Regions from separate parts of the Homo sapiens genome. Here region 1 is linked to region 2. A link is an interaction called in ENCODE POLR2A ChIA-PET data of the cell type or tissue named here. Cell type or tissue: endothelial cell of umbilical vein. All regions are shown on one strand. Region 1 overlaps SHE (Src homology 2 domain containing E). Region 2 overlaps TPM3 (tropomyosin 3).

Region 1 (2,500 bases), 310 kb after region 2:
TTAGTGAAGCTTGCTGTGCACTGGGTAGAGTAAAGTCATGTGTTCTGCCCCTTTGAAAGGCAACTTTTCATTGGAATAATAGTGTACCACTTCAGGGATGCTGTCAAACACAGCGCTTGTCTGATTCAGTGTGTATTTGTTGTCTTTGGTCTGAGCCACTATGATGTGGACACATCCTTGACTAGTCCTGGAATGAAAATCAAGGAGGAGACATGAATGAGTGGGCAGAGGATCCCTCCCCACTGAAAACAATTGCAGCCAGATTCACACTAGGTTGATAGGTTCTCATCCATCCCGTAATGGTTCTACACACACAGAAATGCATTCCACACTCTAGTGGTACTCTCAGAAATTTCACAGTCTAAACGCATGTAATCCTTGAGTGGTTTATCCTTATCACATATGAGTCATCAGGTAGTGGAACAAAGAAAACAATTAAAAAGAATGCCAAGTCCCTTCTAGCTCTCAAATTGCAAAACCAGTGCTTACGCCCAAGCACGAGGCTACTAAGGTGAGGTAGAAACTCATCCTCGGCTGGGCACGGTGGCTCACGCCTGTATCCCAGCACTGTGGGAGGCCGAAGTGGGCGGATCACTTGAGGTCAGGAGTTCAAGACCAGCCTGGCCAACATGGTAAAACCCCATCTCTACTAAAAAATACAAAAAAATTAGCCGGGCATGGTGGCAGGCACCTGTAATCCCAGCTACTTGGGAGGCTGAGGCAGGAGAATCACTTGAACCCAGGAGGCGAAGGTTGTAGTGAGCCGAGATTATGCCACTGAACTCTAGCCTAGGCAACAGAGTGAGACTCCATCTCAAAAAAAAAAAAAAAGAAAAAGAAAAGAAACCCCAAAAAAACTCATCCTCCTCACCACAGCTAAAAGGACGTAAGTAAGGGTTCTTCTTCTTTTTTTCCAAAAAGAACACATAAATAATAATAATAAAAACCATTTCCTCCCCTCGCATCTGGAAAGACCATTCCTGGTTGTATAAAATGAAAGCTGGCACCAAAAGCTCAAAGATTTAATCCACAAGCACCAATTTCAGGAACACAGTCGAGCTATTCCTGGTATTGTATATCTGGTGGCCTATCCCATTTTCTGAGCCATATTGCTCAACTCCCCCGCCCGACTCTGTTCTCCTCCAGCCTGATTGTTTCAGCTGCAGGGGCTCAGCTTCCTCAGGAAGGAAATGCTGTTAGGGCTCTTGACAATGATCCTCCAATACAGGGACACTGAACTCACGGAGCAGTGAGAATTTCCATGATACACACTCCACCAGGCCTACCAGGCAAAAGTGAATTTTCTGTGTACAATCAGACAGAGGGAGCAACAGGCAAGTCAGCATTTCCTTCTTCACCAGAAGAAACTGGTGTCAAAATTGCAGTTGGCATTTTGACAATCAGGGGGATCTTGATTTATTAAAGTCCCCAATACTAGGGAATAAAAGAAGAATGACTGTACTACCCTGTTAGAAATAATTCTTTTCATCAGGAATTATTTCTCTACTGAGAGGGCCTACTCCAGATTAGGTAATGTAAGGTAGACATTGACTAATGCACAAAGATAATGCAATAAGACCTTCATTATCATAATAGATAATGGAGGCATTTACCCAATACCAATTTTGCATTCTCATCCAAGTGTCTCATGTTCCATTGTCCAAACAAATGCCTCTTATTTTCTGCAATGCACACCCCTGTGAAACACCTTCACAGTATGTTTTTTTTGACTAGAAGACTGTCACACAGTGTTCCTTCCCCTTGGAGATGAGGAAAGCCATGGGGCTTACTTACTTTAGGGCAATGGAGTACCTGCTGTTCCCTGACTCACTATTTCGAACCAGGTAACCAGCTTCTTTGCAGGGCTGTAGTCGACTCTCAGCCTCAGCACGGCTGATGGCACCATGATACCAGCTGAAAAATGGGGGTGGAAGAGGGGAAAGCACCATGAGTGTCAAAATACAAATCCAGACTGGGCATTGCTCCATAAAGCGTTGTTTGAAATGAACTTCTGGCAGAGACGCAACAGCCTGAACTAGATCCTGCTTCACATTCAGAACAGACAAAATGCAGATCTGGGTGATCCCAGATCACAAAGCCTATCAATCATACAAGAGTGAGTTAACGGCGCTAGTGTCATTTGAACAGTTTTCACTCTCTACAGAAGAATAAGACTTACAATGAGCTTGTTGAGATGCAGTGCACTTTCCATTTTGCACAATGCACTGGGCTTTGAAGATGGGTTTTCATTAAAAACCCCATCCAGGCAAGTGTTCATTAACAAAAATAATCATGTGAAATGGGCCAATGTGCTCCCTGATACAAAGCTGTAAGCTCCCAGCTGTTGTCTGTTACAAGGATCTGAGGAGGAGACTCACGGCTGCTTCTCCAGGGGCAGGCCCGGGTCCACTTTCTCTCCCTCACTGTGGTCCGAGAGGGCTGGCTTCAGGATCTTCTGGGTCCAGCTCTTCTGCCGGTGGTGCTGCCTCACTGTCTCCTC
Region 2 (2,500 bases):
GCACTCCAGCCTGGGCTATAGAGCGAGACTCTGTCTCAAAAAAAAAAAAAAAAAAAAAATTAGCTGGAGAACTTTAAAAACATCAATGCCCAGACCCCTCTTGCAACTGATTCTAATGGAACTGGGATGAGATCTAAGCATCCAGTTTTAAATTCCCCAGTGATTTCCCCCCTCACCCCTACCTATGATTCTAATAATGCAACCAGCGTTGAGAAGGCTTACTAAAAACAGATTGCCAGGCCCCACATCCAAAGTTTCTGATTCAGCAGATCAGCATAGGAGCTGAGAATGTGAATTTTTACCAAGTTCCCAAGTATTGCTGATGCTGCTGGTCTGAGACCTTACTTAGAGAACCTCTGTTTTAGAGAAATTAATCTCACAAATAGAAGCTTATGATCCAGAAAGTAGAAGTCATACTGGTGATCCCATTTTAAGGATCATTAGGCCAATTTGTAAGGAAATACCAATTACAAAAGGGTCACAACATCTAAGTTACCCTTACTGTCTTCAAGGGGACAGAATATGCAGAATAGAAAGGAGATCCTGTGTGATGGAGTTAGTATTTTATTTTTATTGACTGATTGACACAGGGTCTTTCTCTGTCACCCAGGAGTGCAGTGGCGCAATCAGAGCTCACTGTAGCCCCAACTTCCTGGGCTTGAGCCACCCTCCTGCCTCAGCGTCCCAAAGTGCTGGGATTACAGGCGTGAGCCATCACACGCAGCCAGAATTGCTATTTAGAAAACAGGTCTATAAGGAAATCTTGATCAGAACTATTATGAACTTTTAAAATCCACACTCCATCAGGCTTCCCTACACACCTCTCACTCTCATCAGCAGCTTTTTCAGCTTCTTCCAGCTTTTGCAGGGCAGTGGCCAGGCGCTCCTGAGCACGGTCCAGCTCTTCTTCAACCAGCTGGATCCTACGGTTCAAGGAGGCCACCTCAGCCTCAGCCTGCATTTGAAGGAAAGAATGGACAAGGGAAGCAGAGGCATGGAGAAAAGAAGAAATAACTATGACATTAAGATCAGGGTTGACTACCATGAAAAAGCCAGAGTCTCGCAGGGTAGAACTTGTCTTAGCTCAGCTGTTAAAAGATCTAGCAGACATAACTTTATATATATATATTTCCTCCCTTTCCCATCAACGAACTCCCATATGTTCCACAGGAAGAGTGTTTTAAAACTCAGTTCCTTGCCCAGCCCAGTGAGTTAGTACCACCCACTTCCTGGACTCAGTTCAAATTCCTCAACACACTGGAGTCAGAAAAGAAAGTCAATGAAGGGTTCCTTCTGCCTGAGCTCTGGCTTGGAGGCATGTCTCATCCTCAGTAACCTTTCAAGTGTCTCATAAAGCAGGAAAAAAAAAAAAAAAAAAGCAAGGTTTCTTAAAGAGGGTATCCTGACTGGGTGTGGTGGCTCATGCCTGTAATCCCAGTATTCTGGGAGGCTGGGGCGGGTGGATCATGAGGTCAGGAATTTGAGACCAGCCTGGCCAATATGGTGAAACCCTGACTCTAATAAAAAATACAAAAATTAGCCAGGTGTGGTGGCGCGTACCTCTAGTCCCAGCTACTCGGGAGGCTGAGGCAGAAGAATCCCTTGAACCCGGGAGGCAGAGGTTGTACTGAGCTGAGATTGCGCCACTACACTCCAGCCTGGGCAACACGGTGAAACTCCATTTCAAAAAAAAAAAAAAAAAAAGAGGGAATCCTGGATTACCTATTAATTGCTGCTTAACTCAAACCGTTATTCCTATGATCACTTTACCCTAACACATCAGAAGAATAACTAGCCAAGGGAATGTCTTCCAGAATAGCCTTCCAGACTGGAAAGCAAAAGAATGGAATATTGTTGGGATGCCTACTCACCAGCCCTTCAACTTGTGCCCCCGTACTCCTTTTTTAAGTTGGCTACAAGGAGCTGCTTCTGGCTAAAATTATCTGCTTTGATAGCTTTACAAAAAAGAAAGAACATTTCCACCACACCCACTACCATTCCTCCAAATTTCTGAATTTTCTCCTTTCTATTCCTCCAGCCATCCCCTTAGCTTCACCCTCTAATACAGCGACAATCTTCCCCCTGGCCTCCATCTCACAATGAAGTATATAGGTTAGAGTCCAAGTAAACCCATCCTGGATGGGTTTTCTCTAAGAAACAAGGAAAGAAGGAGGCAGCCTGCAGGTGGATGGATAAATTCTAATGGTAGGAAAACCTCTTTCCATGACTGCCTCCCCGCTACCTTTACTGGTGGGAGGTACCCTGACTGCAACAGTATACAAGAATTTAATATGCCCCGCACACCACCCAGTTCAGATGCTTATCCAAGTGCCTGGTAAACACGATCTCTCTTCTATAGCCCAGATTGTGCCTGAATTCTATTACCCTGATTTCTTCCTGGCAGGCAGGAGTTGGTGCAGCTATAGAAACAGCCTGGGCCACTAGCTCCGATGAGGAAGAATATAGACCAAAAGACTCCTTTTTAACCATCAGGACTGGC

Evidence for each region. Peaks named below come from ENCODE experiments on the same cell type or tissue, not always from the same donor. Only the 100,000 strongest peaks of a DNase experiment are listed, where the experiment ranks them.
Region 1: POLR2A ChIA-PET joins it to region 2 with 5 read pairs; 2 of 35 experiments call an interaction of 5 or more read pairs at or near these places.

Annotation. Positions count from the first base shown.
Region 1 is chr1:154,484,149-154,486,648 of GRCh38, forward strand. It overlaps SHE (Src homology 2 domain containing E), which reads right to left. Exons shown (of 6, transcript NM_001010846.3): 4 at 2,379-2,500; 5 at 1,795-1,914; 6 at 1-187. The coding sequence ends at 1. Among named protein-coding and RNA genes, the nearest start is that of TDRD10, 17 kb to the right of the region's middle. In endothelial cell of umbilical vein, a CTCF peak has its summit at 342; DNase peaks (open chromatin) are centred at 413 and 1,223; H3K27ac peaks cover 2,500 bases.
Region 2 is chr1:154,175,294-154,177,793 of GRCh38, forward strand. It overlaps TPM3 (tropomyosin 3), which reads right to left. Exons shown (of 10, transcript NM_152263.4): 3 at 822-955. Among named protein-coding and RNA genes, the nearest start is that of TPM3, 16 kb to the right of the region's middle. In endothelial cell of umbilical vein, no CTCF peak of the experiment used is centred here; a DNase peak (open chromatin) is centred at 1,228.